6 separate regions of the Mus musculus genome follow, and regions 1, 2, 3, 4 and 5 are each linked to region 6. Evidence: chromatin loops called from intact Hi-C (ENCODE). Cell type or tissue: left cerebral cortex. All regions are shown on one strand. Region 1 holds the start of Mastl (microtubule associated serine/threonine kinase-like). Region 2 overlaps Pdss1 (prenyl (solanesyl) diphosphate synthase, subunit 1). Region 3 overlaps Abi1 (abl-interactor 1). Region 4 holds the start of Pdss1 (prenyl (solanesyl) diphosphate synthase, subunit 1). Region 5 overlaps Abi1 (abl-interactor 1). Region 6 holds the start of Abi1 (abl-interactor 1).

Evidence for each region. Peaks named below come from ENCODE experiments on the same cell type or tissue, not always from the same donor. Only the 100,000 strongest peaks of a DNase experiment are listed, where the experiment ranks them.
Region 1: a loop joins it to region 6, with 3 times the contacts of the local background. A loop is called at or near these places in 3 of 42 quality-filtered maps.
Region 2: a loop joins it to region 6, with 2.4 times the contacts of the local background. A loop is called at or near these places in 6 of 42 quality-filtered maps.
Region 3: a loop joins it to region 6, with 2.6 times the contacts of the local background. A loop is called at or near these places in 9 of 42 quality-filtered maps.
Region 4: a loop joins it to region 6, with 8 times the contacts of the local background. A loop is called at or near these places in 12 of 42 quality-filtered maps.
Region 5: a loop joins it to region 6, with 8 times the contacts of the local background. A loop is called at or near these places in 5 of 42 quality-filtered maps.

The regions. Positions count from the first base shown.
Region 1 is chr2:23,153,882-23,157,881 of GRCm38, reverse strand. It overlaps Mastl (microtubule associated serine/threonine kinase-like), which reads left to right and starts at 1,858. Exons shown (of 12, transcript NM_025979.4): 1 at 1,858-2,203. The coding sequence starts at 2,021. Yme1l1 (YME1-like 1 (S. cerevisiae)) reads right to left here and starts at 1,377. Exons shown (of 19, transcript NM_013771.5): 1 at 1,151-1,377. The coding sequence starts at 1,183. In left cerebral cortex, CTCF peaks have their summits at 1,616 and 1,815; DNase peaks (open chromatin) are centred at 1,442 and 1,862; H3K4me3 peaks cover 2,363 bases; H3K27ac peaks cover 1,165 bases.
Region 2 is chr2:22,931,680-22,935,679 of GRCm38, reverse strand. It overlaps Pdss1 (prenyl (solanesyl) diphosphate synthase, subunit 1), which reads right to left. Exons shown (of 11, transcript NM_019501.3): 10 at 41-121. Among named protein-coding and RNA genes, the nearest start is that of Pdss1, 38 kb to the right of the region's middle. In left cerebral cortex, no CTCF peak of the experiment used is centred here; DNase peaks (open chromatin) are centred at 1,301 and 1,918.
Region 3 is chr2:22,959,905-22,963,904 of GRCm38, reverse strand. It overlaps Abi1 (abl-interactor 1), which reads left to right. Exons shown (of 11, transcript NM_001077190.3): 4 at 677-691; 5 at 1,404-1,504; 6 at 3,058-3,198. Among named protein-coding and RNA genes, the nearest start is that of Gm52502, 53 kb to the left of the region's middle. In left cerebral cortex, a CTCF peak has its summit at 2,019 (motif pointing left); a DNase peak (open chromatin) is centred at 1,461.
Region 4 is chr2:22,894,165-22,898,164 of GRCm38, reverse strand. Pdss1 (prenyl (solanesyl) diphosphate synthase, subunit 1) reads right to left here and starts at 2,643. Exons shown (of 11, transcript NM_019501.3): 1 at 2,403-2,643. The coding sequence starts at 2,534. In left cerebral cortex, a CTCF peak has its summit at 1,680; DNase peaks (open chromatin) are centred at 2,334, 2,648 and 3,096; H3K4me3 peaks cover 2,122 bases; H3K27ac peaks cover 1,493 bases.
Region 5 is chr2:22,983,732-22,987,731 of GRCm38, reverse strand. The region is part of intron 2 of Abi1 (abl-interactor 1); the gene reads left to right. Among named protein-coding and RNA genes, the nearest start is that of Gm52502, 29 kb to the left of the region's middle. In left cerebral cortex, a CTCF peak has its summit at 1,796 (motif pointing left); DNase peaks (open chromatin) are centred at 1,342 and 1,539; H3K27ac peaks cover 1,941 bases.
Region 6 is chr2:23,038,660-23,042,659 of GRCm38, reverse strand. It overlaps Abi1 (abl-interactor 1), which reads left to right and starts at 2,419. Exons shown (of 11, transcript NM_001077190.3): 1 at 2,419-2,711. The coding sequence starts at 2,595. In left cerebral cortex, a CTCF peak has its summit at 2,188 (motif pointing left); DNase peaks (open chromatin) are centred at 2,366, 3,044 and 3,303; H3K4me3 peaks cover 1,608 bases; H3K27ac peaks cover 1,331 bases.

The DNA of each region.
Region 1 (4,000 bases), 120 kb before region 6:
ATTTTTCTGTCTGCCTGAAATTCCCGTTTATTTATTTATTTATTTACTTATGGTTTTTCGAGACAGGGTTTCTCTGTGTAGCCCTGACTGTCCTGGAACTTACTTTGTAGACCAAGCTGGCCTTGAACTCAGAGATCCGCCTGCCTCTGCCTCCCAAGTGCTGGAATTAAAGGCGTGCGCCACCACGCCCGGCGAAATATCCGTTTATTGTTCATCTTTATTTCCAGTGACTAGGAGAAATCTACATTTGCTTGGTTCGCTTGCTGCCTAAGTAGCAGCTAAGCAATTCCTTTCTCCATTAGTCTACCAATTCCATAGGAACACAAAAAGAGGCAGGTAGTAAGATGTAACGAACATTTGGGGGGGCAGTCTTTTGAGACAAGTCTCACTATGTAACATCTCTAGATTCTCTGCCTGCCTCCCAAGGAATAATCCTCAAGACAAGTTGATGGTGCATCTGGTGTGATGGTGGTGGGAGCCATGATCCCAACACTTAGGAGGCCAGCCTGGACATAATAAGGACTAGGACAGCAAAGATAGACAATGAAACCTCGCCTCAAAAAATAAAATATAATTAATTAATTAATTAAACATTGTTAACACCTTCCCCCCCAAAAAGAAAACAAATTTTAATGAAACAAGGAAAAATTAACATAATTTGGGTCCTGATTTTTTAAAAAATGTTTAAAATTTAATTGCAAGAATCTAATGATTCAAAAATGTGCACAAGTTAATTCTACCCAGAAAGAAAGAAATTGTGATGCTATTCGAATTATTAGAGTATGTTTGAACTAAATTCGGCTTGAAAGGAAAAAAGGGTAATCAGAAATAGATGGATGGAAAGAACACTGTCTTCTTTACCTTTCTCGCAGATTTCACAAATCCCCATCTCAGACTGTCCAACCCTAAACAGTCCCTGAATTGTCAACAGAAATTCTGTGCAAGCCAGTGGATACGCTATGTGATGTTCACCACGGTTAGTGTCAGGTCATAGTCTCAGCACTGTCCCCTGATCTCCTTTTCAGCCTGCGACTCAAACAGGGTTCGTCGCTTCCCTCACTAATTTTGCTTCAGAAACACCGATTCTACTACAGCATCCGGGGAAAAGTCGCAAAAGGGACGCAGGAAAACGCCTGAATGCTGGGCTCACCTGAGGCTGCACAGTGCTCGACAGGGAGAACATCTCCGGGCCCTCGAGATCTTACCGGCCAGCCGAAACTGCTTCTTAGCTTCAGCTCCGAGGAAAGGGGCTGAGCCCTTTTATTTTCTCTTTATTTCTCTTTGCTTTTCTCCCAGTTTCTCCCTTACTCCTCCCAGAAACGAAAAAATGGCTTCCCCTCCCGACAGCTGCTACGACGACATCTGCCCCGGAAGACCATAGGTACAGTGCTTCCGGAGCAAGCCTCCGCGTTCACCCCGCCCCCGCCCGTCAGCGCTCCGCCTCTTCCGGGGACTCTGTCACTTTGGGGTGGTTTTTCGAGGTTCCTATCACCACCTCCACAATAAATTGGATGTTCTTCTAGTCGCTCCTACTCTGTTTCTGAATTCAGTACGCGGTCAAACGCACTTAACGCTCACCCAGGCTCTCCACATTCTGTGGCTTCGCTAGCTTCCACACATCATCCCTAGCCATTGCTTTACTTAACAGTCGGCCTGGCTTCTAGCTCATGCGGAGGGAGGGAGAACTGCAGATCTTGACTGAGACTCGGAAGGACCCCACCAGACTACATAAAGTCTTAGTCCCTTGCTCATTGGCCAGAATGCACTGCCTCGTCACAAAAACAGCCCGTGTATCCGCGGCTGAGCCCCGCCCAGCGCCCCTTCCGGCAGCGCCGCCGGCTCCGCCTAGCGCTCCGCAGACTGCGCCCAGCAGTGCCGCCGGCCCCCACCCGTCGATGCCTGCTTACAGGGAGCCGGCAGAGCGCAGACGCGCGGTGACGTCACGGGAGGCGTCCGGCGTAGGCGAAACCTTTTGAATCTAGCTGGCGGGAGTTGCTGCTGCAGGGCGAGCTGTGCAGCAATGGAGTCCGCCTCGGCAAGTGAGGAGAATGAAGGAGGTGCGGCGATAGAGGAGTGCGTGAGTAGGATCCCGGTACCAAGACCACCCTCCATTGAGGAGTTCACCATAGTGAAGCCCATTAGCCGTGGTGCATTCGGGAAAGTGTACCTGGGACAGAAAGGCGGCAAGTTGTACGCAGTGAAGGTAGGCAGTCAGAAGCGAGAAGGTCTTAAATGGTCCTCCCTCGCGGACCTCCCTTTTGAGTTGTTGAACAAACTCTGGAGCTGCTGTACCACTAGCCTGGAATGCCCGGCTTACAGAAGCCTGCACAGTCCTGCTTGTTGACTGTGGGCGTTTAGGCAGACTGCAGTGAGCAGGTGTCTGTCCTTTCCCTTGCCCTGCCCTTCTCTGTATACTGAGAATCATTAACCCAGTGAAAATAGCAAAACTTACCCAACTGTGCCCTGGCCATTGTTAACAAATGAGAAAACTGCGACTGAAGGCAGAGGCTTGAAGCCACACCCATGACTCCTGAGTCATGTTTCAAATCAAAACGGCCTTAAGTACTTGTTGGTTATGTTTTCCTTGTTTGACATACATAATAGCCGAAATCTTGCTATCACAAACAAGATTGGTTTGTAGACAGTTCAAATCTCACTCTTACCAAAAGGAAGCTGCATTATATTCGAATTTTCTGTGACACAATTTATATTGTGAAAGTTTTTAATTGTAGTATTATTTATTTAAAGTATCACCGGGATTGTGAGTTTGTTTTGCTTTTTTACTAACTTGAGCTTCACCTGGATTAACTTCGGTACTTTGATTACGTTTGTAATGGTCACTTTCCGATGATGCTTTAATTCCAGCTCTTTGATAAGCAGGAGCAAGTGATGCAAAACCAAAATTTTTGCTTCTCAAGATTTCCATCGTGATACGTAAGCTGTAAGTTCATTTATTATAGAGCAAGTAGAAAGAAATGTGTCCTAAATCAAGCGTTTCTTATCTATATGTGATCGTAAAAACAGTCAGTGTTCACTTAAAATTGTTCTGTCCACCCTAGCTTCTCATTACTACTTTGTAATGAGAACATTACATTGTAAACATGACAAAGGAGGCTACTGGCTGGCTCAGATTCCTGGTACCCAGTGCTTGGAGACTAGCACACAGTTAAGATAAGCAGCCCCTTCACCTGACTACCTAAATGACCTCTTCCTTTGCTTCTTTCCCTTTAATAGTACCAATGTCACCTCTACCCTTCAGGCTAGAAACTTGAGTTGCCCTTATATATTTCATCAATACACCACATACCCTTTGTTCCTGTTGTCCCTCTGGAAAAAAATGTTTTGTTTTTGTTTTGTTTTGCTTTTTTCATTCACAAGTGGATTTCTCCCCACTTACTTGTTCAGTGATGACTTTTGTAAATTAAATAGTATTGAAAACCAGTTTTAGGGGCTGGTGAGATGGCTCAGTGGTTAAGAGCGCCGACTGCTCTTCCAAAGGTCCTGAGTTCAAATCCCAGCAACCACATGGTGGCTCACAACCAGCCTAAACGAAATCTGATGCCCTCTTCTGGAGTGTCTGAAGACAGCTACAGTGTACTTACATATAATAAATAAATGAATTTTTTAAAAAAAAAAAACAGTTTTAAGGAATAGTTCCATAGCCCAAAAAATTACCTTTTTGCCTATTCACAGTACCTCTTCCCTTAATATGTCAGCAGGTAACTACTATCCCTCTTCTCTCTGTTTTCTGTCTCTCTTTGACAGTCCCAAATAGCCTCAGACATATGATGGAACTGAGCATGACAAGCCTTAAATTACTGATACGTATGGCTCCATCCCCTAAGTGAAGCGACTACAGGCATGTACCAACAAGCCCTATGTACCAACTCACCTTCTATCTCTGCAAGATTGCCTTTTCTGGATAGTTCACATAAATGGAATCATACAATGTATGGTCTTTGATGTCTTCTTCTTCTTCTCTTCCTCTTCCTCTCCTTCC
Region 2 (4,000 bases), 110 kb after region 6:
ACAAGCAAGATTTAAAACCATCCTTTAAAAGTAGTCTTACCTGTAATACATACTGTCGTGCTCTGTCCACATCTCCTGGCAAACTGAACCGTCTCATTATCATAGCATTCATTTCTGGGAACTAACCATAAAGAAGGAAAATATTTTTATTGTTCCTGGAGCAATGAAGCATGTTAATACTTGTTTGTAAATATAGAAAATAAGAAAAACAAAAGGTGGGGCTGGAGAGATGTCTCAATAGTTAAGAACACTTGGTGCTCTTGCAAAGAATTTGTATTGGGTTCTTAGCACCCAGGCAGATGAGTCTTCTGTAATTTCCCCTCTGACCTCCAAGTGCACAACATATACGCAGTACACAACAGACAAGCCTGCACATACACATTAAACAAAACAGAACTAATTGTCCTATTAGCAGTCCAGTACTGAGTAAGTCTCAGGAGAACCAAGTACTGTATTCTTGAGCTTTTGGGGTTCTAATTCAGTAGGCTATGGTTTGAGAATGCCTTTTTAATGAATTGCCAAGTGATGTTGGAACTGGTGTTCTACGAAAAGGTTAGGAATTAGACACTGTTGAGCGCACACTGAAATCATCGGGGGATTAAGTGCCTTGATCCCACTCCCCACAAATCTGATTATACTGGTGTTATGATCATCAAATGTTTTAATGCACACCTCCTTTGGACTGGAGGAGATAGATCAGCCAGATCAGTGTACCAAGTTATAAAAAGATCAGAGGTACAGCTCAGCATTAGAGCATTTGTCCAGCATATTTAGAGTTTTGTTCCATTCCTAACACAAGAAACAAAAATTCATGGGCTTGAAGACTTCATAGGGGAAGAAAATCCTTCTGCTTTTCTAGGTTCAGTGGCTAGTCCTATTCATTGTAGCACAAGAGAGGGAATAAAAAGGTCTGATAGCAAAAAGACAAAAACAAACAACAACAACAAAACAGGCTGGAGAAATGGTCTGGTTGAGTGTGCATGGTCTGATGACTGGAGTTTGATGAAGAAAGAACTGACTACTCAGACACCTGTCTCCCCACCGTGTGTGACACACACTATAAGTCCCTCAGTAATGATGACAATGTCTTGTATCCTCTTCATTTTTACTGGTTATTTAGGAGGACGGCATCCAGACAGAAACCCCATATCCAGGTTCTGCCAGCAACCATCCCAGCTGAATAATTTCCTCATCTCAGTCTTCTTTTCTGTTTCAACTGTCCAATTTCTAGCAGTCTGTAATTCTATGGAGTAAGAGGTAGGATGCTTTCTGTCTGATATCCATGCTGATGCAGTTGCCAGTTTCCCTGGCACTATGCCTGAAGGATGAAGTAAGTTCTCCAGTAGTAGTGACTATGGAATCTGCAGTAGAAAAAACAAGGCAAACAACAGAAGAGAAACCCTAACCAAACAAGGAGCAGTGTTCTAGAAAAGTACATGTTTGAGAACAAAGTTGTAGAGACAGTTAACATCCATACAGAGTTCTTAAGTACTAGTTTGCATCAAGAAATAAAATCAAGAAATCAATCAGATAATTTTGGTGCTTTTATTTTTTAAATACCCCCCCCCCCCCGCGCGCGCGCACACACACACACACACACACACACTTGTTTATTTCTAGGCTATATCTTAAAGCAGATGTGATGGTGTCTTGGGCATCTCATAAAAAATCCCCTGTGTATGTATCATATATCGAGCGTATGTTTCCTCAGCTTGAGTTATGTGTCATAAAATATGCCAACTGTGTAGTTTCTCTGATGCTTTTAATGTAAAAACATCAAGAAAGCAACATTTAAACTAAGTTGCAGTGAGCATGACTACATTCCTCCTTTGAAGTAACACTATGTAAATTTCAATATGCAAATATCAAACTTCTAAACTTCCCTACCCCTGTGTATGTGAGGAAGAAGTGAGAAACAAGTTGGTTCTCATCCCAGATTCAGTGAGACTTTTTTTTTTTTGCTTACTCATGCTTTTTACAAGTAGGAAAAATAGCCTGTGAGGAAATCAGATTGTAACTGGGAAATGTGTTCACAAAACTACAAGGGTGATCAGTGCACTAGGATGGGTCAGTAGTGTCCAAACCTGAGTAATTCTAAGGCACCGTAGCATAAGCCTAGGCATCTGGTGCAGAGGCCGGCGATGACAGCGGGAAGCCTGACATTTGTCTAGTGATTTATCAATAAAAAGCAGATGAAAGGAAAATTTTAAAACGAGCTTTTAAACTATTATAATCTCACCAAAAAAGGAAAACACTTCTATTTCTGAGTATTTCATAAACATTTTCATATGTCATTGAAAGATTTAAAATGAAAATTAAAAAAAACTACATAAAAAATAGAAAGTCAAACAATTTTTTCACATTGTTTCCAAAGTGAAGTATATCAGTATGTCTTAATGAATTTCCCACATTTACATATTTAAATACCAGCTTTAGGTAAGGGAACCAGCAAGGAGAAAGAGGACAGCTATTTCTAATTTTTTACCTTCTGGGGCATTACACACAGCAAGAGTAACCGTCAAGACATAACCACACTGCAGGGACACTCAAACTTTTGTGTAAGTTTATATTTTGAGAAAAATCATAAAGCCTGAGACAGTACAACAGATTCAGGTAAATGTTACTGAGTTAATGTCCAAGGAATTTTAAAGAAAAAGGGTGGAGACTTGCTTGTTTAAGAGAAACATATTTCCCACTTCTTACCCAGTAGCTTCTGTGTACAGTTTCATTACAGACGGCTGCTTCTGGCTAGGGTTTGCACTTGTGAATAAGGTCTTTGCAATGTTGTGGGTTGTATTCTTTTTTCCCTTTTTTCCTTTTTATTTTTTTGGCACAATCTCATGGGGCCCAGGATGATGACCTATGTAGCTGGCAATAACTTTGAATTCCTAGCTTTTACCTCTCAAGTGCTAGTGATGGAGTCCAGGGACTTGTGCATACTAGGCAATTACTCTACAACAGAGCTCAATGACAATATACACTCCTAATCAAGAATATACTAACTTCATTACCACTGAGACCTCTTCAGAAATCATGAAGTGCGCGCGCTCGCGCGCTCGTGTGTGTGTGTGTGTGTGTGTGTGTGTGTGTGTGTGTGTGTGAGAGAGAGAGAGATATGCATATGCTCACTTTGAGTCAAACCCAGGGTGATATACATGTTAGGCGGATCTCTACTGCTGAGTGACGACCTCCTGACACACCTCAAGTCCCTGAACATGGCCACAAAGGAATCGTTCCCAAAGATATCAAAAATAGAAGACTCAGTCAAACAGTTCTTAGTCGAACAAATTATAATGTAAAGATCATTTACCATGCAGCATTAAAAAGGAAAAGGCAAGCCAGGGTTTGGAGAGCATGTCTGTTATCTTTGTACTTGAGAGACTGAGACAGGGAGTCTGTGGAAGGCCTAGGATCTCAGAGCAAGATCTTCAGTGTTACACAGATGGATTAGTTCAATGACAAATATGTGGACAAAACATCCCCCTAGGAAAGGTTTACAAACACCTTCCAAGTACTCTATAAATGATGTTAGCCACTAACAATAGTGGATACCCTGTGTGGTGGTATCTTCAGTGCTAGGGTATACCAGTTACCTGGTTTCTGGGTAGACCTACTGGGTACTGTTATGTACACTGTTAGTTGAAGGAACAATTCAAGCATAGTAAAATGAATGCTGGTCTTAGAAGACTTGGGAAAGATGTTCAATTACCCAAAAGAAGGCTCTGTGTCATCTACCAGATGTTCCATTTTGGTCAGACATGAGCATCAGTTTCATTCAAAGAACAAACAGTTATCTACCACAAAGTAGACTTGTGAATCAGGGAAAATGTAAGAAAGAATCCTTTATAAACTAAAATCAATGCTGTTTTATTAAAGCTAGATACTGTATAATCCTGTATTATTTTTGAACTTGATTCACCCAAAGTTATTTTAAGCCCCATGAACTCTTTTTTAGCAGAATAATGCATAAAAAGATCCTAAGCTCAGGGTTTTGAGACCA
Region 3 (4,000 bases), 79 kb after region 6:
TATATGTGTGTATGTGAAGGGATGTGCATGTGAGTGCAGTGTCTGTAAAGGCCAGAAAGGGGCATTTGATCTTTTGTAACTGAAGTTACAGGTGGTCATGAGATGCCTGACATGGGTGCTGGATGCTATCATCTGCAAAAGCCATTACATACTTGGAGTCACCTTTCCAACTCTGCATCATCTCTAATTTAGTTGGATAGATTCATGGGTTAAATGCTGACTTAAGAAATTTTGAGATTGGCTTAGTTAATTGGTAATTTTTTTTATGAATTAACTTCCTTTTAGAAGTACATGTTAGTTAGACCTGGTTACAAAAGCCAGCAATCCCAGTTCCATGGCTGAGGCAAGAGAAGCAGTCATAAACTCAAGACCTTGTCTGGGTCACAAGTCAGCTCAAGGCCAGTCTGGGAAACTTAGTGGCTGGTTGTAGCTCTCTGGTAGAATTCTTGACCAACATGTGCAGCCCCGAGTTCAATTCCTAGGAAAAATAATGTAACATACAACCATTTATTTCCTTAGTTCCTCTAGATAACTTTTAAAATGCATTTGAAATAGAGCTGGATAAAAACTTAACATAAGTTCAGTAATATAAATGTCAACCTGTCCTGTGAGATACAACTTACCTAGAATTAATTTCTACTTTTCCCCCCTCTTTTTTGTTTTTGCCAACATAAAGTGGCTAAAAGCCAAGGTAAGAGACATTACTTATCGTTTGATCCACAGTACTTCCTCTATGTTGACAGAGGCTGCAGAGTCACTAAAATGTGAAAACTTGTCTGTCTGCTTTTCTCTGTAGGATTTATATAGATTAAATATGCTTAAACTTAGATCACATCAGCAGCATTTAGCTTGGCTGTGTTAATATATCCTAGATATATTGACGTTTGCACTTTAGGAACATTAATCGTTCTAACAGGTACTGCTTTTGCTCATGTGTTTTACAGTTGCTTTGCTTCCATTGACTTACAGTTAGGTTTCCCAGATGTGACATGCAATTTTGTTGTTGAATTATTAGGATAAAGATTATAGTTGCATTGAGTATTTTAGCAGATTGACAGATTTATGGTTTGCTTTTATGCACACATAATGCATATATAAATGTTTATTCAAACATTTTAATTCTGATTCTTGAATAAGTTTGATATCCATGAACATGTCTAACAATAAGATATAAAATTTACTAGTCTCACTTGTATTTTGTGTAAATTGATATGAATAGCACAAAATATGATGGGAAGAACTGAGCATATGTGGCTTTTGAACTTTTAAAACTTAATACCAAACTCTAGTCGACCTGTCTGGGAATCCTTACTTCACATTCTGATATTAAGAAAAAGACATCATGTTAAAACATCAAGAGAACACGTTGATACAGAAATAAAATTTTTCTTTTCACATTTTAGCACGGAAATAACCAGCCTGCAAGAACTGGCACATTGTCGAGAACAAACCCTCCCACGCAGAAACCACCAAGCCCTCCCGTGTCGGGCCGAGGGACTTTGGGGTACAAATTCAGCTCTTTTCTACAAAGAGTTTCTGAGACTGAGTGCATGTTTTGTTTTTTGAATTATCTCTTGTGGAACTACCCTTTAAATTCATTTAGTTAGTGTGTGTGTGTGTGTGTGTGTGTGTGTGTGTGTGTCTGTCTGTGTGTCTGTGTGTCTGTGTGTCTGTGTGTCTGTGTGTCTTGCATGTGAGGCAGTTTCACCCTCAGGAAAGCTATCCACCTCCTTTAAGACAGGTTGGTTGTTTTTTTGGCCTGAAGCTCACCCATGAAGCTAGAGTGGGTGGATATTAAGTGCCAGAGTTGCCTGTTTCCCCTCCTTAGCTTTGAAATTATGGCTGCCATCATGCCAGGAATTAATGATCTTTTAGATATGTATAAATGCGTATCCTTTTTCTGTTTGTACACATAAAAATGTAGTGGGCTGGAGAGATGGCTCAGCAGTTAAGAGGTCCTGAGTTCAATTCCCAGCAACCACATGGTGGCTCACAACTATCTAATGGGATCCTATGCCCTCTTCTGGCATGCAGGGGTACATGCAGACAGAGCATTCCTATATTTAAAAAAGCAACAACATTTACATTATATATGTTAATGTAAATCTGCTTTATGTTTTATCTTAAATGGATTGAACAGAGAGATCCTTATAGTGCTTCCACTTGTATTTACAGTACTTATGCTGTGGCTCACTGAATAAGCGGTGTGCTTCCTGAAGTTTAGCTTAGTAGTCTCCATCTTCTGTTCCTCCTGTTCCGTGGCACCTTAGGCTTAGGACTCTGCCTGAGTGGCTCTGACTGCATCAGCTAGTCACAGGCCCCCTTGCACCAGAGTAGCTTTGTGGAAAGCTGGAAAAGGTAGTGGTGACTTCTTGTGGTACTAATTGTATCATTATTTTTCAAGGTGTTTGTGATGGATTACCTGGAAATTCCATATTAGATTTCTTGCTTTTGTGGAAGGTTCCAGTCAGCAGCTAGCCATGTGCGCCCCCCCCCCTTCCCGAAAGGCTTATGAGTGACTGAATTGAGAATAATGTATATTTTAATATCATATATTATAGATCATTAAGATTATAACCATTATTTTTAGCATAACGTTAAATGACCCTTTCCAATAATTTTCCAACAAAAAGCAACAAATTTGAATTTTTATGTTAAAGCAGCAAAGTTTATATAAAAACTTTATAATTTTAAGTAGCAATTATTATTAAAAATGTTTTTGTCATTAAAGAGTGTGTGTTGTGTAACTTGTGCTTCTATACACTTTGTGTAGGTCAGAAGAGAATTTTGTGGCTCTGTGTGTGTGTGTGTTCCCATGTGCGTGCACAATACTCCTCTTCCCTGGTAAATTGGTTTTAGGGATTGAACTAAGGTCTCTAGGCATGGGTGGCAAGCACCATTACTCTCTGAGCCATCTTGCCAGTCTTTACTTTTTTCGATTAAAGTTGGGGGGAAAAAGTTCTGTTATACTTAATTCAGATAGAGATTTTTACAAATTTGGGGGGAAGTGCTGATTGTCTGTCTCTCTTCATTACCCTTCCTGTTCTTCATTGTTAGACGGAATACCCCTTACAAAACCCTAGAGCCTGTTAAGCCTCCAACAGTTCCCAATGACTACATGACTAGTCCTGCGAGGCTTGGAAGCCAGCATAGTCCAGGCAGGACAGCTTCTTTAAATCAGAGACCAAGGACGCATAGGTAAGCCTTCTACCTGAACATCTGAGCTCTGGAAGTGTGTGTTGCTGACTGCTGAGCAATGATTTCTAAAGATACAGAGTTTTTACTTAAAAATTTATTTTTCATTTGTGTATACTATAAGCCGATTATATTCCTTCTTTTTGACAGAGATACAAGTACATGTTGGGATTACAACTAAAAAATGCTTTTTAGAGGCTGAAGTTTGCATAGTGCTTGCCTTAACATACAGGAAGCTCTGGGTTTGATCCCCAGTACCATACAAACTAGGCACGATGGCACACATCTGTAATTCTAGCACTTGGGAGATGGAAGCAGGAGGGTGTGAAGTTCAGGGTTATCCTTAGCTGCTTAGTGACTTTGAGATCATCCTGGGATATATGAGACCCTGTCTATACCAAAACAAACAAAAAGCCCAAATAAAGCTTAAAATTGTTTTGCTTTCCTAAATTTGTGTATAAGATATTCTTCAGATAGTTTGGAACAAAGTGTTTTAGTAGTAACCCAGTACTGTCACCACTCCCGCCCACCTGACCCAAGACAAGAATGCTTATTAACACATCTTTAAATGTTGTAAGGTAGGGCTATGGTTTGTATAGCTCGGTTTTAGGATAGATTCTTAGTATGAATGAGACTTCTGAGTTCATTTACCAGGAACTCTTGCTCATTAAAATGGGCACAGGGAAAATACTCTTAAATGCTCTTAGACAAAGGGTTACGTGTTGTAGAGTTTTACATAGCATATTGAATTCTAAGAAGTCAGACGAGATCACTCTGCTTGTTTCTGAAGACGATTTCAGAACCG
Region 4 (4,000 bases), 140 kb after region 6:
GTTGACACTGAATTGATCCTTATGCCTCGGCCTCTCAAGTGTTGGGTTAGCATTAGTGTACCATTCCGCCATAACAAGTGACATCTTAATGGAAGAGTAACAGCTTTCAATCTAAGAGTTAAAACTGCATGATTAATACAGGCTACTCTCTGCCACTAGGTAGCTTAAATACTGTTAATTGCAGTCTTAGAGGACAGAGCTTGGTGAAAATATCAAAAATTTCTGGCTGGGCCACTTTGTAACATTTTTCTCTCTATAACTACTCTTAGAAATTATATATATATATATCACATACACATTATACATAGAATACTCAAACATATTATACATACATATATATATATAATTAACTTGAGAATCCAATGTACAGCATACACTTATTTTTATTTACTCTGCAGTCCTTGGGCTCAACTCAGAACTTTGCCAATGACTGGCAAGTGTTCTACCACTGAACTATAACTATTAGTTCTGCAGAAACACAAGATAGTATCTATTCAATTATATTCTCAGGTCCTCAGTCAACCTGTATTCTACTTAGAGCTACCTCAGGGCAGTGTTTTCAAAGGGAAAGAATCATGTTTTAAAATGGCAACCAGTTCTTTACAACCAGTTCTGGGGCTCACTGAGGATGGCAGTGAAAATAATTTTTCCACTTCAGATTCTATTCCCTCTCTATATCATTTACTCGCTTTGAAAGGCAACTCTGCCCCTTAAGATGTTTTTAAAGTCTCATACAGCCCAGTTTGGCATTCAACTCACTCTGTAGCCAAAGATTACCTTGAACTCCTGATTTCTAACAAATGCTAGTATTACAGACCTAGTTGAGAATTGACTTTTTAAAATAAGAGAAAGTGCTCAATATGAATTAATGACAAAATCGGGTGTGGTTGCTTAGGTCTAATGCACTGCTATAGGGATAGGGATGGGGGTGGAAACTGAGGCAGGACTACTATAATGTATCTGGGGCCATGCTTAGCTTGACAGTAAGTTCTAGGCTACTCTGGGCTACAGTACGATACTATGTTGGAGAAACAAATTTGTTTTAATAATTGTCCTTAAGTCTTGTAGTCCTTGAGAGACCTGAAGTAATGAAAGCACTCATGTCTGAAGTAGACACCTGAATTCTAAATATGTTTATAGTAGAAAGTTAACACATGAATGAGAAAAACATGATGTTGGACGGTCAAGTAGTCTCCCTTTTTGCTCAAGGAAACGGATATGGATGCCAATGACAAAGATTCTTTCCAGAAAAACTCTTTTCACAGGTGAGGTTTCTTTTCTTTTTCCTTTCCTTTTTCTCCTTCCTTCCTTCCTTCCTTCCTTCCTTCCTTCCTTCCTTCCTTCCTTTCTATAGAGATAAAACCCCAAACCCTCTAAAGTCTAGCTTGCAGTATCAAAATGGATCCCTACAAAGCCTATCTTCCTCTAAGATTCTTCCTACATGCTCTCTTTCTCTTATTTGTTATTCTTTCTATTTAGAGCAGCTTGCATTTTCTCTCCAAATTCTTTTTTGGATAATCCGTTTTATGCATCTTGTTTAGTACAAGCCACATATTTATAAATGTTACACATCTCCTCCTAGTATAGAGTTTGATAAGTACACTGACATATGAAATGTACCAAATAGTACTAAAATTTAAGAGGTGGGTGATTATTTTTAAAATGAAAGATGAATTACTTATACAATTACTCGGTGGCCGGAAAGGTCTCCAAAACCCAAAGTGAAAAAAACACTAACTTCAAAAGTCAGTCTGCAGATACTGCCAGGTAAAGCACGGCACGGACTGACCCAACTCACACAGAAGCGAGAGTCATTTACAGGGCTAAAAACCAAAAGAAAATGAATTTGTAATCAAACGCAGTAGGAGACAGTTTTAAGAATCCGCAATTACTAATTAGATAATGATTTTACTTCAAAGAAGTCATAGGTCTCTCATGACACCCTTCGGCTCTTCTCCTTCTAGTGTCCTTCCAGCGCCTTTCAGGCGTGCGTTCTCTTGTAAGCACCTGCAGCACTGAAGTCCACCCTGGCTAGCATCACTTTGCGTCGCTACAACACCCTTTCCGAATTTTGAGGCTAACTGGATCCGAAACCCGAAATTGCTAGGAAAGTGAAAGCAGAGGTCCCTTTGGCTCTGGTTGTCCTCTCGACACACCCGGGTAGCCCCGGCTTAACAGGGCTGCGCTCCGCCGCTCCCTCTACCTCAACCCCAATGTCTTCTGGATGCCCGATCAGCAGCTCCGCACTTCTGGCCCCGCGACTAGTCCCACTTCCCGGGTGTCCCACCCAGTGGGGACTGCAGGCCCCGGCGCACGTGCGCATCCTCCCATTCATTGGATCGCCGGCTGTCATTGGCATGGTGACCTCTACGCCGCGGACAGCGCGCGCGTCCCGGCCTCACCTGCGCGCGGGTGTCCGAGGCGGCACGTGTTCCGAGAGGCTCCACACAGCCAGGTCGTTCCCGCCGCGGGCTCCCGACCGCGGTCGGCCTCCAGGAGCAGCCACGCCGCCAGCACGACCAGCGCATAGCCATGGTTCAAGTCTGAAAGTCGCGGCGGGCCGTAGCTCCGCCTCTGCCCCAAGCCCAAACCCGGAGCCGGAAGCTGGGCACCGGAAGCGCGAAGCCGCACCCTGTTCCCCACCCGGTCGCCTGTCCTCTTCAACCCTCCTCGGAGCCACTGGCTCTAGTCGGGAGCCGCGTCCGCTTTTATCCAGAAATGTGCGTCCGAACTGTTGTCCTACGCGGGACAAAGCGTGCAGAAATCTGGTTCCGGTACCTGCTAACCCTGAGGCCATTGTTTTCGCAATGCCAAGCTCCGAGTGGACGTGCCAACTTCCTCTAATTAGTCTACGCTGTGGGTTATTGTGTAACAGAAGCTAAGTTGACCTTATCTCTTAGCTTTTGGACTCTATCCTGAAAGCCTTAGAGATGTATACATGCATAGTTTAGCGGTTTTGTTCATGTCTGGATATGGGAGACCAACCCTTGGATGTAATGAACTACGCAAAATTAATTTTTTTTCGTTATCTTATCTCGCCGTGTAGACCAGATTGGCTTTGTATAGACCAGATTGGGTTCAAATTGACCATCCTGCCTCAGCCTATTGCTGCTGAGATTACCGACCTGCGTCCCCATTTCCAACTCTATTTGCTAATGCATACAGTGCAGCTCAGGATGCTCAAGAAAATGTTTTTATTGTCGTTGTTTCATTTGTTCATTTTGCCTGTCGCATGTCGGATTTATTCCGAAGTTGAAACAGCATTTTTATAACACTTTCATCAAATGATTATACATGCTCGTAATAATCTTACGCCATAATCTTAGGTGGAGGCAATGAGAGGCAAGCGCTGGGGAGACTGAAGAAGTTTACTGCCTTCCCATGTTGATGTTTTTTTTCCCATTCATTCATTAATTCATTTTACATCTCGACCCCCCTCTCCTCCCAGTCTCCCTCCTAGGAAGAAATAAACCAGCTGTAATTTTCTGAATCATAATTTTTTTTCTTGTTTGCAACACACTTAAAGAGGGTTAACCCTAAAGTTGAGCTCATTATTTTCTTATTAGGTTTCTATGTTAAAAATGGAGGTTATACATGTATGAAACTTGTCAAAATAAAACGTTTGCTGTTTAGGGTTTTGACTGAGTGGTTGGGTGTTTTCCTAGCATGCACAACATCCTGGGTTCCATCCCAACACCACAAATTACTTAATGAATGAGTGAATGAAATAATCAAATAGGTAGGCTTTGCCTAGATAAGTGTAGCAATAAATACTTTCATGTTCTTTTGACAATGTTATGACCTGTGGTATATTGTTATTGGTAATCTTCCTTTGCAGGTAGGGCAACAGGAATAACCCACAGGGAGAAGGATAGCAATCCACAATTCTGCTGGGCATTTTTTAATGTAAAAATTATCCAGATTAAAACAAAAGCCCTGGCTCTTAAAAAGAAGTTGTAGTGGGTTGTGGTATAAGCAAAAGAGCACGTTCCTAGTATAG
Region 5 (4,000 bases), 55 kb after region 6:
TACGTATTTTAATTTCTCTGGCTGTGCTATCGTTTCTAAATATACCACTCTTATCTCTTTAGGAAACTGTTCAGTTTTACTTTTTGGTTATGTCTATTATATTTTTTTTCTCCTTTGTAAGTGTCAATAGTTTTTTTTTTTTTAAAGTTATTGATTAGTTTTTATTCTGCACGAAAGTTCTTGTTTATTACTCCTTTATTCCTTGTAAAGTTTTTTTTTTCAGATTCTGGTTAGGTCCCCCCCATTTCTTATGGAATCTGGTAATTTTTTTTTTTTAAGAACTTAAAGAATTGGAGATTAAAATGCCTAGACAGAGCTTTGTTGCTATATTGTTAATATTCTTGTTTCTATTTTTCTTTTTTAAATAAAAACATTTAAACATTTTGTGTGTGTTTGTCTACATTTGTATCTGTCTGTGTGTATGTACATTTCGTTATATTGTTAACATTCTTGTTTTTTTCTAAATAAAAATATTTAAACTTTTTTGTGTGTATTTGTCTGTGTTTGTGTCTGTGTGTATGCACATGTGTTGGCACTTGTGTGACTAAAGGAATCCACTGGAGTTGGCTCTCATCTTTGACCCTGTTGTTACAGGAATTGAACTCAGGTTGTCAGCTTAATGGCAAAACCTTTGCCTATTGAGCTATCTACCCTTCTAGCCTTTCATTATTTTGTTTAACTTGCACATGTACATTTTAGTTTTGAGCATATTCCCTAACTACTTTCCTCTTTTCTCTCCACCATCCCCTCCCATTGGTCAGTTTCTCTAGACAGCTCTATTTCTGTTTACTAAAATTTATTTATTATTATTGGGGTGGGGTGGCATGCCATGCCATGATGTTCCTGTGGAGGTTAGAGGACAACATTGGAGTTGCTTTACTCTTTCTACATTAGGATTACTATTGCTGTGATGAAACACCAAGACCAAAGGCAAGTTGGGTAGCAAAGGATTTATTTGGCTTGCACTTCTGCATCATAGTCCATCATTGAAGGAAATTAGGACAAGATCTCAGTCACGAGCCTGGAGGCAAGAAGGAGCTGATGCAGAAGCCCCTCACCGAGGCTTCTGAATCAGCTGGCCCTCCCCCTTCAGTCACTAATCAAGAAAATGCCATACAGCTTTGCCTATAGGCATTTTCTCAATTGAGGTACCCTCCTCTCAAATGACTGTAGTTTATGACAAGTTGACATAGAACTAGCCAGCACACATGGGTTCCACTTGAGTGATTTCCGATTTGCCTAAGCAAGCAGGCTGCCTTCCCTACTGAGCTGCCTCTCCCCGTGACTTCTCTTTTCAGGTCTTGTAACTCAGCCTGGTCTGGGACTTGGGATCCCTTTGCCCATTACTCCAAGTGTTGCTGTTATAGGCTCTAGTTACTTTATAATAATTCTGATTCAAGTGGTTCATATTATGTGTGTTTCCATGGTGTCTGATTTTGCAGTTCATATTTTTGTAAGAAATCTATTTTGTAGTGTGTGTATATAGGTCATTCTGAATCAAGTTAACTTCAGAGTTGATTGGGAACTTGTTTCAGGCATATTGAACAGAGCTCTGTAACAGAAATTTGGGCATACTGCCATTTCCAGAGTCTGGTCCAAGTAAGCAAGAACAGACAAAGGTTGCCTTTTTCTTTGCTGAAGGCTTTCTCTGTGTAGCTTGTCTCAGGACTCTTACCCCTTTCCTACCCATCTCTGTTTGTTATTCTGGGCAAAAGGATTTAGATTTTCATTTCTTAGTTGATTTCAGCAAATTTATATTGTGGCTTTATTTATATGTAAGAGTGTCTGCCTGAAACCTATAATGCCTTCCCTCTAGTGGCAGTTGTGAAGTTTGGTAAGTTTCCTGATAAATACATTGTAGAAAATAAGGACATATCAAGTAGTATTGTGGTGGCATGGCTCTTTCTGCCTGCTTTTCTGTGTTTTGGTTATTGGGATAGGCTCCCCACCCGACACCCTCTCCCCCCCCCCCCCCGCACACCCCCTTTCTGGAAGATTTTTAAAAGAAGCACATGTGTACCTCCCCATTCCCATAAAAAATGACAGGAACAGGAAGGAGAACACATTTCAAACAATATATATCTTTGTGGTAATTTTACATAACAGTTTTTTAAGATTTATCTTTTAAATTATATGTATTGGTGTGTGAGTATGTGCAGATGAGTGAGTTTCGGTGTCTTCAGATTCAGCGGAGGGTGGAGCTGGAGTTAGAAGCACTTGTCTCTGATATGGGAACTTAGAGTTGAACTTGGTCTTTGGGAAGGCCACTTCATCTTTCCAGGCCATACAATGAAATATCAGAGCTTATTATGAACAGAAGTTTCTAAAAAAAAACCCCAGCAAAACTACGCCCATGTTAAAGATTTACAAAGCCAGTTGCCTAGTTAGAACTTGCTAGGAGAAGAGTTGCATGCAGTGTTGCTTGTCTGGAGCCAGATTATTTTGTGCTATTAATGGGCAACCATTGTCTTCCTCTGTGTTTTACCTAGTAACCATTCTTGTGATTATTAGGTAAATTATTTTGCAATGTATTTTCTACCTTGCTATAATTAACCTACTTGTTACTTCAGTGTGCAGTGTATTTGAGGAGTGCTTTAGTTTCTTACATTCTTTTGTTATGTAACAGAGCATAATGAGTGTGTTACCCAGTGGGAATTATGTGTACATATTATGTGTACATATTATGTATGTAGTAGGCTCACCTGACTCTGTCCTGGGCTATGGTCACTCATGGTTCTGAATCATAGTCTGGCCATGGTTCCAGAATAAACTGTCTCTTATTCTCTTGGGTGCTAGAGCAGTTTTTTGTTTTTGTTTTTGATGTGGTTTTGAAGACAGAGTCTCCTTTTGTTTCCCTGGCCTGGAATTCCTTTTGTAGACTTCATTGGCTTTAAACTCACAGAGATCTACCAGCCCTTGCTTTAGAGTTCATGCTTCCATCAGCTGTGGTTTTAATCAACAGATAGTTTTGTTTTTAGTCTGCTTACAAATTGTATCTTTGAGTTTGATTTTTTTTTTGTCTCTTGTAGCCCAGGCTAGCCTCACATTTATAATCTAGCTAAGAATGACCCACAGTCATCTTGCTTTTACACAAGTGTGTGTACCACTACACCTAGTGTTCCACAGTTGTCATGGAAATTTTTTTTTTCCTCTAATAGAATTGGTTTGGGGAATATTTTAGTCTTTCTTTGAAAACCTTTTCATTATTTTAGCTAATTTCTAACACATTCATATTCATTAGAGGCTGATTTTATAAATTAGTGTGGCTCAGAGGGGAAGAACACTATGCAAGCAGCAGTACCTGTGTTCAGATCCAGGTACCCATATAAAAAGCCAGTGTGGCCTGTTTGTAACGCCCCCCCCAGGACAGGACATAGGAGCTCCTGGGTTGACTGGTCAGTCAGCTAACTTCTAAAAACAGCAGGCTTCAGATTCAGCAGGAAGCCCTGTCTCAAGGGCATGAGGGGAGTAATCGGTCAGGATGACTGATGTCCTCCAGCATTCACATGCAGGTGTCTGTACCTGCACACAACTTGCACGTGCATACACACACACACACACACATACACACACACACACACACACACCACACATATAAATAATAAGAAAGAAATTGTCAATCAGGTATAGTGACATCTGGGTGACAAGTTCAGGGCTTGGGCTACATAAAGAGACCTGTGCTTGTATGCATGCGTGTGTGTGTGTGTGTGTGTGTGTGTGTGTGTGTGTGTGTGTGTGTGTGTGTGTGTGTGTGAAGGTGTGTGAAGGGAGAGAGATGGAGAGTATGAATTAGTGGACTAATTTGTTACTGAATAGTAAAGTGACTGGATATCAACAGAATACTGTCCTATTTTATAAGTCTAGGTAAGAAAGGAAAAAAAAGATAGTTAGAAATGATTTTTAAAGTTCTTTACCATAAAAAATAATAAATATTTAAAGAAATAAACATTTAGTTTGACTTAAACATTCAGTTTACACATGTATCAAAAAAAATTAACAC
Region 6 (4,000 bases):
TAGTCGGCCATCACTGGAAAGAGAGGCCCATTGGACACGCAAACTTTATATGCCCCAGTACAGGGGAACGCCAGGGCCAAAAAGTGGGAATGGGTGGGTAGGGGAGTGGGGGGAGGGTATGGGGGACTTTTGGGATAGCATTGGAAATGTAATTGAGGAAAATACGTAATGAAAAGAATATTTAAAAAAAAAAAAGAAATGACAACAAAGCCTCACCCACTAAGTTTCATCAACATGGCTATCTAAACAAGACCTGAATTAGAACAGGAACAGATATTATTAACAGGAAGAGGAAATCTCATCCACCCTCAACCCTTGACAAAGAGCTATCGGAAGCTAGCAAGAGAAATAGTCATTCCCAAGGAAGAGCACCCGAACTGGATATCCAATGTCAAGGTCAGCCTTGACATAATGTACATACATATGGATTATAGAGACTGAGCAGGTAGGTTTACATGTTTTGGAAGCTATACACATACACATATACATACACATACTAATTTAAGAAATAGAGGTCATGATTTTGAGAAAGAGAAAATGGGGGGCTACATAGGGAGAGTTGGAGGAAGAAAAGCAGGGATGCTATGATTTTATTATAATTTAAAATTATATATTATATATAGTTATATCTTAATTAAAATTATAATATATAAATAAATGAAGGGGGACAGGAGAGATGGCTCAGTGCTTAAGTGCATGTATTACTTTTGCAGAGGACTGGAGAACAGCTCTGAGTCCTCATGTTGGGTACCTCACAAGTGCCTATAACTCTAGTTCTAGGGACATGTACTGTGTTTAGTCTCAGCAGGCACCTACACTCATGTGCACACACCCACAAACAGACATACTCTCACACGTGTAACGTTTTAATATTTGGGAGGAACAAAAGGAAACAAAGAAAAGTAACGAATGCAGTCCTTCTCGATGAACACCTGTGGAGGGCCCAGATCTTGGCTGTTGAGAACAGCAATAAACACAGATGTGCATGTATCTCTGTGGTATGTAAACATACAGTCCTTTGGGCATATACCAGGAAGTGGTGGGGCTGAATCATATGTTAGTTAGCTCTATTTTTAGCTTTTTGAGGAACTTCCACCCTGGTTTCCATTGTGGCTGAACTAATTTACATTTCTGGTACCAGTGTCTAAGATTTGCCATTCCCCATGTCTTTGTCAATATTTATTGTCATTGTTTTCAACAACAATTTCCAAAAGTTTGCTGAGTACTGTTGTTACTTCAAAAATTGTGATTCTCAGTGAGTCCCAGAGAGGACTGGAAATATAGGTCTGTAAATAATATTTAAATTTAGGCAACTCTTTTCATAGCCTATTATTTCAAAATAATTTAATAGTTCTGGTGATATGACAGCTTGAAATACTGTCAAAGACCCTTTGAGACATTTGCAGAGCAAGTGATAAGAAATAAGAACAAAACAATTTTGTACAATGCAAGACAAAAACTCCTCCTCCTCCTCCTCCTTCTTTCTTATTTTTTCCTCTTCTTCTGTAGTTTCTCCTCCTCCTCCTCCTCCTCCTCCTCCTCCTGGTTTTTCAAGACAGGGTTTCTCTGTGTAGCCCTGGCTGTCCTGGTACTCACTTTGTAGACCAGGCTGGCCTCGAACTCAGAAATCCCCCTGTCTCTGCCTCCCAAATGCTGGGATTAAAGGCGTGTGCCACCACCATCCGGCTTTCTTTCAATTCTTTTTTTTTTTTTTAAAGATTTATTTATTTATTATATGTAAGTACACTGTAGCTGTCCTCAGACACTCCAGAAGAGTGGCATCAGATTTCGTTACGGATGGTTGTGAGCCACCATGTGGTTGCTGGGATTTGAACTCGGGACCTTTGGAAGAGCAGTCACTGCTCTTAACCACTGAGCCATCTCGCCAGCTCCCTCTTTCAATTCTTTAGGGTACAAATTATCCTTGCTTCATTTGTTTCTGCAATATCAAGCACTACTGCATGATGTACATCTGAGAATTGATAGTTTTCAGGGTTTTAAATGAATTGGGGCATAAGTTAAGAAGGCAAAGTCTCTCTTACAAAATTGAGGAAGTCAGGATTCAGATTTCTATTTTTAATCGTTATCTGATTGGATGCCTTTGACTTACTGACTTTCCTAAGTAAGTTCTGCCAATTTTCAATGTTCTCATAGGAAAAATTTCGTTGTCTAGATCAACTTGTGGCGCCATCTTCTGGGGCCTTAAGAAGACTCTCAAGATTTAAAACTGTATTGGTTTTTTTAAAGTCTTCCTAGTTTTTGGAAGTTCCTTAGACGCATGCGCGGCCTAGCCAGGAAGAAACTACAATTCCCAGAAAGCATTGCTATAGTGGATGGGTGGGGGACTCCCGTTGTCATGGGGGAAATGATTCTCGCGAGAAAGTGAGCCTGTGGCGGCTGTGCGTCCTGGGTGGAGGGGGTGGGGGGGAGGAGGCGGGGAGAGTAAGGAGGAAGAGGAGGAGGTGCAGTCCCACAATACCCGGCGGAGGGAGGGTGGGTGGTTGGCGTCTGGTCTGTGCGGAGCTCGGGTCCCCGGCGGACTCAGCTTCCTCTGTCTCTTTAATGCGAGAGGAAGCGATGCGGAGGGGTGGAAAATGGCAGAGCTGCAGATGTTACTAGAGGAGGAGATCCCGTCTGGCAAGAGGGCGCTGATAGAGAGTTACCAGAACCTGACCCGGGTGGCGGACTACTGTGAAAACAACTATATACAGGTGAGGAGCTTGAGCGGCCGGCGGGGGCGGCTGGGACGACAGGCAGGCTGGGCGCCGTGGGGACTGCCCTACTCCGCCACCCTCCGCCCCAGCCCGAGCGGCGGCCGCCGCGGCGATACAGGAAGTGGCCGCCTTGAGAAAATGGGTGAGGAGCAGGGCCGCCGCGGGCGCCGCTGACCCGATGCCGCTCCCCGCAGCCTGCCCGGGGCCGCCTGTGCTCCCCACAGCCTGCCCGGGCGTTGCTCCCTAAAGCCTACCCCGGCCGAGCTCTGCTTCTCGCCGTCTGCCCGGCCCAGCTGTGCTCCCCACCACCTGCCCTGGCTGAGGTCTGCGCCTAAACCCCGCCGCTTTCCCCGCCAGGGATCTGTTTCCTGCAGCCTTCCCAGGCCGGGACGTGCTCCCGGCAGTCTTTCCTTCCCGGTCTCCGCTCACTGCAGGCCGCTCTTCTTAGTCGGGCTGTATTCAGCTTTGCCTCTTTTGGCTGCGGTTGGTTCCTAAGACCCCCCACAGCCTTCCCTGGCTGGGGTCGGTCCTGGCTGAGGTCCCCCTGGAAATCCCGCAGCCTCCCTTGGTCTCCTTGGAGCTCAGACTTCGCTGTCGCCCCCATGTCCGGTGTGATGAGCCTAGGACTGGGACAGCTGCGAGAGGAATGGGCAGGGAAGGAAAAGTGGGGTGTGTGTGTGTCGTTGGAGGGTGGGGTGAGGGTGATTATGTCAGTTCATCCTAGAGGGTGTGCCTTTTATTTATTTAAAAAAATTGTCACGAGTCACATTTGTACAGACCTCCTAATCGAGTGCGGAGAGTGACTGCTGAGGGTGTGATAAAATCCATATTAAAATTCTTTTAATTGAAGGAAAAATGCGTGCTTGGCGATTTTCAAGTTGGGCTTTTCCTCTTCCACCTCCTCATATTTACTTCCGCTTTAGCATAATGTATACTCGTTATTATAAAGCACGAATGATTCATAGGGAAATTCAGTGGGAAATCTGTTAAATACTTTTCTTCCTCTAAATGTTCTTGGACTGTTGGCCTTGAACGCAGTAGTGTTATCGTGGTTGCTTATGTTCTGAGATTTCTTTCTATACTGAGTTAATACATAGAAGAATATGAATAAAGTAGATTAGCAAACATTATGTAGTCTTTAAGTCATAACATAGAATTGCTCCTTAATTTATCAGGAAATTCTTGGCACTTTTACTATGCCATGCTTGCTTGTGTTTATCAGCGATTGTAAGTGAATTGTATGTAGTAGTTTGACTTGTCCCTATGGTTGAGTAAAAATTAACAGT